Linked DNA regions of Homo sapiens: region 2 is linked to region 1. Evidence: read pairs that join two places in POLR2A ChIA-PET (ENCODE). Cell type or tissue: A673. All regions are shown on one strand.

Evidence for each region. Peaks named below come from ENCODE experiments on the same cell type or tissue, not always from the same donor. Only the 100,000 strongest peaks of a DNase experiment are listed, where the experiment ranks them.
Region 2: POLR2A ChIA-PET joins it to region 1 with 7 read pairs; 2 of 35 experiments call an interaction of 5 or more read pairs at or near these places.

Annotation. Positions count from the first base shown.
Region 1 is chr22:31,564,603-31,569,602 of GRCh38, reverse strand. The region is part of intron 8 of SFI1 (SFI1 centrin binding protein); the gene reads right to left. Among named protein-coding and RNA genes, the nearest start is that of MIR7109, 54 kb to the left of the region's middle. In A673, no CTCF peak of the experiment used is centred here; no DNase peak of the experiment used is centred here.
Region 2 is chr22:31,294,107-31,299,106 of GRCh38, reverse strand. LOC105372997 (a long non-coding RNA gene) reads left to right here. Exons shown (of 4, transcript XR_001755493.3): 2 at 3,110-3,166. Among named protein-coding and RNA genes, the nearest start is that of PIK3IP1, 4.1 kb to the right of the region's middle. RefSeq lists an enhancer at 3,567-3,616. In A673, no CTCF peak of the experiment used is centred here; no DNase peak of the experiment used is centred here; H3K27ac peaks cover 651 bases.

The sequences.
Region 1 (5,000 bases):
CTTAAAGTTCTGTTTTATATGACAACTTCCCTTCCTGCTTTTTTTCTCTTTCATGCCATCAATCTACTAGAGAAATCAAGTCATCTATCCTATAAAATGTCCTACATTTTGGATTTGGCTGACTGTAACCTCGAGGTGTCTTTAACTTGTTCCTCTGACCCCTGTATTTCCTATAAACTGAGAGATTTGCATTAGGCTTGGAGTCATGTTCAATTTTTTAGGCAAGAACAGTTCATGAATGTGGCTGGGTACTTCCCCTTACATAGTATCATGAGGCACATCATGTCTGGCTGCCACAGTTGTAGCAATGCCAAGATTGTTTGGTGGATTCAGATGGCAGGTAGCCAGATTTCTCCTATATTTTCCCACCATCCTCTCACCTAGTGATGGCTTCCTAGATCTATGTCCTCATTAGGGGTGGCAAAACAGCAATTTTCTAGTTCTAGTATTCCTTCAGCATTTATTAACTGGAATTCTTCTATAAAGAAGGCTTCTCTCTCATTAACCCTCTGGTTTCTTGGAGTTAACAGTTTATATAGGAAAGGTGGGATAAATGCTTAATTTTTTGCCTTTAATTTTTAAAGAATTAAAATGCTTTAATTTTTAAAGAATTTAGTTAACTCCCCTAACAACCCAAAATCATGACCGATGAGTTCCACTTTCTTTGAAAATTATTTCAAATGCATGAATTTTTATGTATTTGATGTTTTCAATCTACTGGGCTCAAGTGATCCTCCTGCCTCAGCTTCCTGAGTAGCTGGGACTACAGGCACCACTATGCCTAGCTTATTGTTTTTTGATGCTCAAACTTTTCTATCTTAAGCCCTGGGAACCCTTCCAAATTGGTTCCTGAGTCCTTCTGACACAATTCCATTAGCTTTTGTTAAGTTCCTTAGTCCTAGGTGTATCTTGTCTATTTCCTGCCCCGGACCTATAATCAGCCATTTCTCTAAAAAGCCCTGGTTCCTATTAGTGGGAAATAGTTAAGACCACAACTTGGGCACTGGGGATACTAAATGCTATATTACTGTCACTGCTTCTAATGCTTTTTTTTTTTTTTTTTTTTTTTTTGAGACAGGGTCTCACCCTGTCGCCCAGGCTGAAGTGCAGTTGGCACAATCTCAGCTCACTGCAACCTCTGCTTCCTGGATTCAAGTGATTCTCGTGCTCAGCCTCCCAGGTAGCTGGGATTACAGGTGCCCACCACCACCATGCCCGGCTAATTTTTTTGTATGTTTAGTAGAGACGGGATTTCACCATGTTGGCCAGGCTAGTCTCGAACTCCTGACCTCGGGTGATCCACCTGCCTCTGCCTCCCAAAGTGCTGGGAGCCATCGCGCCAGACCAGAAATGCATTTATGGTAAAAAAAAAAAAATATATATATATATATACACACACACACACACAACACACACACACACACACACACACACACATATATATATAGAGAGAGAGAGAGTCCATATTGATATTTACAGTTCCAATTGCAGATTTCTTTGCTTTTTATACTTGTAATCTTTTCTTTTCTATTGAAGATCTTTATTCCTAACAACACTGCCATAATTATTTGCTTTATCTTACAATGTAACTATAATACTTTCAATGTAACAATTTCAAACCTCCTAGCAACAATAACACTTGTTTTACTAAGAATGTGGTTTTAGATTTCTTAGCAGTTCATTACGTCCTTTTAACACATTCCACCAGGGTGAACAGTCAAAATATTGTATTTTAAAGTTACTTGAAGTAATTATTCTCTGTGTAGTCATTGCCACAAACTTGATATGTTCGTTTCAGTTTGTTTTGAAAATCTGGCAATTGTTTTTTTATTTACTCTTGCTTTGTAATTATATAAAATATATGCATAGTTCCAAAGTTAAAACTATGTAACAAAGTAAATTCACAGAAGTACTTTATTCCTATACCCTTCTCTCCCTCCTCCTATAGGTAACCATTTTTTGGTAAGTTTTTCATTTATTTTTCCATTATTCCTTCTTGAAAATATAAGCAAACAGACACACACACCCCCCCCCTCCACAAACACACAGACACACATTCATATATATCCTTCCCTTTCTTACCCCAAAAGCAGCACACTATGAATCAAAGAATCCTGTTAAGAGGTAGGTATAATCATGTCACTCCTCTGCTCAGAGCCAGCAGCTCTTCACCTTCCCAGGAATAAAAGTCAAAGCCTTTTTTATCAGGCACAGCCTGCCAGGCCCTGCGTTCTGGCTCCCTGTTACCTCATAACCTCATCCTTCCTACTCTCCTTCTCAAGCTCAGCAATATATTATGAGATATATCAAATTCAAAGATGAAATGACTCAATATGACAATTTTTCTAACCTAATAAGCTGTCAGTCAGTACATTGTAATAAAAATCCTAATAGGCTTGGCCAGGTGCGGTGGCTCACGCCTGTAATCCCAACACTTTGGGAGGCCGAGGTGGGCGGATCATGAGGTCAGGAGATCGAGACCATCCTGGCTAACACGGTGAAACCCCGTCTCTACTAAAAATACAAAAAATTAGCCAGGCGTGGTGGCAGGTGCCTATAGTCCCAGCTACTCGGGAGGCTGAGGCAGAAGAATGGCGTGAACCCAGGAGGTGGAGCTTGCAGTGAGCCGAGATCGCACCACTGCACTCCAGCCTGGGTGACAGAGTGAGACATGTCTCAAAAGAAAAAAAAAATTCCTAATAGGCTTTGTTATAGAACTTGACAAGTTGCTCCTAAAATTAATAAGAAAGAGTACAGAAGAACAATTAAGACAAGTTTAAAAACAAAACAAGAATAAAGGAGATTCTCTGTCAAATATAGAGCCTTGAGAACTATATGTCAAGTAGGAATATAAACAGCTAGCATTTACTGAGCATTTCCACATTCCAGGCATTGCTCTGAGTATATTAATAACTGGATCATCCTCCTGAAGCCTCAATAATCTCATGAGGTAGGTACTATTACAATCTACTTACAGATAAGAATTCTGAGGTACAAACAGATGAAATAACTCATTCAAAGGCACAAAGCTAATAGGTGATAGAGGCAGAATTCCACTTGGACAGTCTGACTCAAGAACCTACACTGTTGCTTACTGCTTCATCAAATCGTAACTAAACCAGTATGGCATTGGTATGGTCTGGATAGACAAATACATGAATGGAAGACAGAGCCGAGAAACAGATCCGTGAATAATTAAAAGAAACTGGGGGCCGGGCATGGTGGCTCACGCCTGTAATCCCAACACTTTGGGAGGCAGAGGCAGGCGGATCACTTGAGGTAAGGAGTTCAAGACAGCCTGGCCAACATGGTGAAACCCCATCTCTACTAAAAATACAATAATTAGCTGGATGTGGTGGAGCACACCTGTAGTCCCAGCTACATGGGAAGCTGAGGCAGAAGAATTGCTTGAACCTGGGAGGCGGAGATTGCAGTGAGCTGAGATTGTGCCACTGCACGGAGTCTCAAAAAAAAAAAAAAAATAGAAAAAGAATGCTCTTGGTAGTACTGTTCGTAATTCTAAAAAGCAGAGGAAGTCAACAGTCCATCAGTAAGTAAGCAGATAAATGGTGCCTTGTTTATACAATGGCATAATATACACAGTTAATAGATCTCTGTCTATCCACATAGATAGGGCCAGGCATGGTGGCTCAGGCCTGTAATCCCAGCACTTTAAGAAGCCAAGGTGTAAGAACTGCTTGAGGCCGTGAGTTCAAGAACAGCCTGGGCAACAGAGAAAGACCCTGTCTCTATTTTAAAAAAGGAAGAAAGAAATCACATGGCTAAACCTCAAAAATATACCGTTGCACTAAAAAAACAAGTTGCAAAGCACAGTATGACAACATTCATAAATGTCCTAACTACACAAAGCCATACCATTTACTTATTTATTTATTTATTTTTGAGACAGGGTCTTGCTCTGTTGCCCAAGCTGGAGTGCAGTGGCATGATCAATGGCTCACTGCAGCCTTGACCTCCCAGGTTCAAGTGATCCTCCAACCTAAGCCTCCCAAGTAGCTGGGACAACAGGCATGCGCCACCACGTCTAGCTAATTTTTTTTTTTTTTTTGTAGAGATGGGGTCTCACTATGTTGCCTAGTCTGGTCTTGAACTCCTAAACTCAAGTGATCCTCTTATTTTGGCCTCCCAAAGTCCTAGTATTCAGGTGTAGGCCACCGTGACCCCTCCCGCCTTTTTAAGTGATGGGGTCTCATTATATTGCCCAGGCTAGCCTCAAACACTTGACCTCAAGTGATCATCCTGCCACAGCCTCCCGAGTAGATGGGACTACAGGAGTGTACCACATGTTTATTCTTTACAGATATGTGCACATATTTTTATAAGAAAAAAGAATATAGGAGAACAATCATACCAGAATCAAAAGAGTGGCTATCTCTAAGGAGGAGAGGCAGTAGAAGGGACGGAGGGAGGGTAAAGCTTTGGCAGTGTCCATTAAATTTTGTTACTTTAAAAAATTCTGGGCCGGGCACGGTGGCTCACGCCTGTAATCCCAGCACTTTGGGAAGCCAAGGCAGGCGGATCACGAGGTCAGGAGATCGAGACCATCCTGGCTAACATGGTGAAACCCCATCTCCACTAAAAAATACAAAAAAAAAAAAAAATTAGCCAGGCGTTGTGGCGGGCGCCTGTAGTCCCAGCTACTTGGGAGGCTGAGGCAGGAGAATGACGTGAACCCGGGAGGCGGAGCTTGCAGTGAGCCAACATCGCGATACTGCACTCCAGCCTGGGCGACAGAGCAAGACTCCGTCTCAAAAAAAAAAAAAAAAATTCTGGGCCAGGCATGGTGGCTCATGCCTGTAATCCCAGCACTTTGGGAGGCCGAGGCGGGTGGATCACTTGAGCTCAGGAGTTTCAGACCAGCCTGGGCAACATGGTGAGACCTCGACTCCACAAGGGAAAAAAAAAAAATATTAGCCAGGCATGGTAGCACATGCCTGTGTTCTCAGCTACTTGGGAGGCTGAGGTGGGAGGATCACTTA
Region 2 (5,000 bases), 270 kb after region 1:
GCCTCTCCTGTGAGCTCCCACAGCTCCCAGTTCTAATTCTCACTGTAGCATTTATTTCACTGTGTTATATGATTCTACTACCCATCTACTAATATTAATATCTGCTTTATCACAAGATTGTGAGCTTCCTGAGAATGGGAACTGTGTAGGATTCACTGTTGTATCCTCAGTACTCACTGCTGCCTACCTGGTGCACGGTAGGCAATATTCATTTAATGAATAAAACTTTATTGTCTATATCACACTCTTTAACACTTACTTATATAATGCCCTATATTGATTTTATTTTCATATGTGTTAGCCTGATCTTTATAACCAGAATGTCAGTTTCTTGAAAGATAGCAATTATACCCAGTACTTCTTTTATAAATTTATTTACTCTTAGGCTGGGTGCAGTGGCTCACGCCTATAATCGCCAAATTTTGGGAGGCTGAGGCAGGAGGATCACTTGAGTCGAGGAGTTTGAGGTCAGCCTGGGTATAGTGAGACCTCATCTCTATAAAAAATAAGCAAGATTAGCTGGGCATGGTGGCATGCACCTGTGGTCCCAGCTATTCAGGAGAGCTGAGGTGGGACGGCTTGAGCTCCAGAGCCTGAGGCTACAGTAAGCCATGATCATGCCACTCCAGCCTCGGTGACAAAGCGAGATCCTGTCTCATAAAAGAAAAAAAAATTATCTTTAGAGATGGGGTCTCACTCTGTCCCCCAGGATGGAGTGCAGTGTCATGATCATAGCTCACTGCAGCCTTGAACTCTTGGGCTCAAGAGATCCTCCCACCTCAGCCTCCCAAGTAGCGGGGACTACAGGTCTGTGCTGCCATGCCCAGCTGATTCTTTTATTTGCAGAGATGGGGGTCTCACTATGTTGCCCAGGCTGGTCTTGAACTTCTGACCTCAAGCAATACTCCTGCCTCAGCCTCCCAAAATGTTGGAATTATAGGCAAAACCCACCATGCCTGGCCTATACCTAGTACTTACAAGTTAGGAGGTACTCACAAAAATTCCTGATAACAGCTAACATTTATTCAGGGATCAATGAATGTCAACAATCCAATGATTTTGGTAATTTTTCTCTCTCTCTCTGCCTCCCTCCATATGAGGAAACTGAGCCATAGTTTAGTAGCTTGCCTAAGATGACATAGCTAGGAAGCAACAGAGCTGGGATTTGAATCCTCATGTTGGTGCCTGCATTCTTAACCACTATGATAACAGGCTAAGAAAGCTTAAAATTATAGATGCTAAGTAACTTACCTAAGATCTTTTTAAACATTTAAAAAGTTTTTTTTTTCCTTTGTTAGTAGGCAAGGAACTAAGATCATAGTGCAGTGCTAAGACTAGAACCCAAGTATTTTCAAAGGCTACGCTCGGCTGGGCGTGGTGGCTCATGCCTATAATACCAGCACTTTGGGAGGCTGAGGTGGGTGGATCACGAGGTCAGGAGTTTGAGATCAGCCTGGCCAACATGGTGAAACCCCATCTCTACTAAAAATACAAAAAATAGCTGGGCGTGGTGGCGGGTGCCTGTAATCCCAGTTATTCGGGAGGCTGAGGCAAGAGAATCTCGCTTGAACCTGGGAGGCGGAGGTTGCAGTGAGCCAAGATCGCACCACTGCACTCCAGTCTGGGCGACAGAGCGAGACTCTGTCTCAAAAACAAAAACAAAAACAAAAAAAAACCCCAAAGCCTACGCTCATAAATTATTTGGTATACTGCTTCTCCTACTTTAAAAGTCAGTACTAAGCTCATACTGGGTGTTAATACATTTTAAAACTGCAAATCCAGTTTACTGAAATTGGAGAATATCAGATCCCCTTCCAAGAGAGGCATAATTGTAGCTTACTGGGTGAATTCACCTTTTATATTGACAGTCTAGCCTTATGAACCAATTAAGTTTGTAGTTTCTGCATTCTTCCTGTGACACTGAAGACTGTTTTCATCAATGTGAAAACCATGTTATCTAAGCTAAATCAAAATCCACTCTCATTCAGAATTTATTCTTCCTTTTATTTCTCAACACCAGTGACATGTTCCCAAGTTCTCTGCCTTTGTGGCTCCTTAGTTTCCAGTGTGGAATGTCTTATTTCTGAAAGCAACCTGTGATTGACAAGCCTTCTTGGCTATTCTGTAGTTTACCCTAAAAAAAATCTGTTCTCTCTGTCGGCTCATTAGACTGCTTTTCCTTACATGGTACTCTGCTTTTCCCCTTTATTTCAAGCATTTATTAAAACTAAACTATGTACCAAGCATACACAAAATGGATATAACCTAACTCTTTGAAGGCTACACTTCAAAGAAACAGCCTTGGTGTTTACATATTTTGACTAGAATATTATTTCCCTAACAAGCTGCATAAAACCATTCCTGCTCAGTTTGTAATTATACACCAAAATATTGAGCACAATTTCAGTAGCTACTTCTACAGCACATCATATAAAGTGAATTGCTGGAGCCAACTCATTAGGTCTTATTCCAAAGATTTTTACCAACACTTTGGCCCTCTTTTGCTGACAAAAAAGGATTCTTAAGCCTTTTAACAGCTTTATAACTTCCTTATTAGAGTTCACTCACTAACATATCCTGTTAACAAAATGAAGTGCCCATCCTTCTTGGGAAACACTCTGGAGAATATTTCCTGATTTCATCGCACAGCTTTGTCTCTGGATTAGTAATCATCTAATACGAAACTGAGGATATGAGTATTATGTTTCACAATGTTGTCTTCAAGGATATAAACAACTCAAAATTTAAGTATTTGAGTAGCACTGTATCACATTATTATTGCCGTGATATTTTCAGAAGAAATCTGAAGTCTGCGCTAACTACAGGCCATAAAATATGGCCATCTTGCCCCAATAAATGGAGCAAAGTTCAAATCTGGATCATCAGAAAAAGACAAGAGGCACATTTCTAAACCAAATCTGATTGCCTTGAGGAAGGAAGGTACTGAACCTGTTAGAGTACATCTCTGAAGGACTGAGAATCAAGTCCTTCATTCCCTCGCCCCCTAAAAAAATCCAATCAATCATGCTGATAAATGTCTTAGTTACAGGGGAGAAAAAATAGACATGACTAAGCTGAAAAAAATCTTCTGGCTTTGTATCTTTTCTAGGCAGTGCTGTTCCTGATAAGACACATGACACAAAATATGGTTTTGCTGAGTATCAAGGTAAGTTAGGGAAAATAGTATTTTTTAAATAGGAAAATTAGATGACAACAGCAACAGGTAAAGAAGCCTTGGGCTTCTGAGGTAGAAATACTAGCATCCCTACATAGGCATGGTAGATAATCTGAAACTAGTACAAGTGCTGGCCTGTTATAGCCTGTCTCTACCGTAATCAGAGGGAAAAGTATTACAATCCAGCAAAAGTAGCCCTTCAAAATCTAAGGAGGAGCATTTCATCAGATATCAATAAATGAACCCTCGCTGCATACAAAGGCAATACATTACGTGCTGAGTGACCAACTTCAAAGAACCTTCTGCTGTTCTGAAATTTAAAACTACTCTCATTTCCTCAAGCCTGTATTTTATGTAATGAAACAAAATGCACATCATATGTCTCCTGCTGCACTGTAAGAGTAAACATAGGACCCCTCCCACCAAAAATTGTGCAAAGAGCCCTTCCCCTTCAGCTTTTTGCTATAGAAATATCCTACTACTTCCCTGAAAATAGTATATGCTTTCTTTGGCAAGTGGAATATCACCCTGTTACTCTCTCCCTTACTCTGCTTCACTTTTTTTCGCATAACGCTTAAGATTACCTAATATTTTACATGTTTATCATGTCTCTCCCAATTAGAATATAAGCTTCATGAGGGCAGAGATTTCAAATATTTTGTTCACAGATGTATTCCCAGTATCTACAACTATATTTAGCATGTAGCAGATTCTCAAAAATATTTGTAAAATTAATAAAATTTAAAAATCCCTATTATATTGGAATTGTTAAATTAAAAAAAAATTTTGGCCAGGCGCAGTGGCTCACACCTATAATCCCAGCACCTTAGGAGGCCAAGACAGGCGGATTACGAGGTCAGGAGATCGAGACCATCCTGGCTAACACAGTGAAACCCCGTCTCTACTAAACAAAATACAAAAAATTAGCCGGGCGTGGTGGCGGGCGCCTGTAGTCCCAGCTACTCGGGAGGCTGAGGCAGAATGGCGTGAACCCAGGAGGCGGAGCTTGCAGCGAGCCGAGATGGCGCCACTGCATTCCAGCCTGGGCAACAGAGCAAGACTCTGTCTCAAAAAAAATAAATTTTTTTTTTAAGACAGGGTCTCTCTTTGTTGCCCAAGCTGGAGTGCAGTGGCATGATCACAGGTCACTGCAGCCTCCAACTCCTGAACTCAAATGATCCTCCCACCTCAGTAGGTGGGACTACAGATGAGTGCCACCACACCTACCTATTTTTTTTTTTTTGTAGAGATGAGGGTCTTATTATGTTGCCCAGGCTGGTCTCAAACTCCTGGGCTCATCCTCCCACCTTGGCCTCCCAAGTGCTGGGATTTACAAGTGTGAGCCACTATACCTGGCCAAATTTTAAAATGCTACCGTATCTGTGTATGAATATGTGTGAATAAATTTACAGACTCTAGGGTGTAATTCACAGGGTAGACCAAGTCAAGAGTCAGAGGATCAGAAGCTTGGGTGGGGAGATAGGAGAGTGATTGCAAAAACAAAGCAATCTATCTTATTAAATGGACGAAAGGGATCAAACATTATCAGTAAACTATTTTAAAGAGTGAATTAAATGTATCTCTCTATCCTTTCTATGAGTGTAGTGAATTCAGATTCACCTCAGATTAGTTGAATTGACACTAGTTTTCTTCCCTGATAAAGCTTTTAAAATTTATTTAGTAAAGTGGCCAGGCATGGTGGCTCACACCTGTAATCCCAGAACTTTGGGAGGCCAAGGTGGGTGGATCACCTGAGGTCAGGAGTTTGAGACCAGCCTGGCCAACATGGTGAAACCCCATCTCTACTAAAAAAATACAAAAAAAA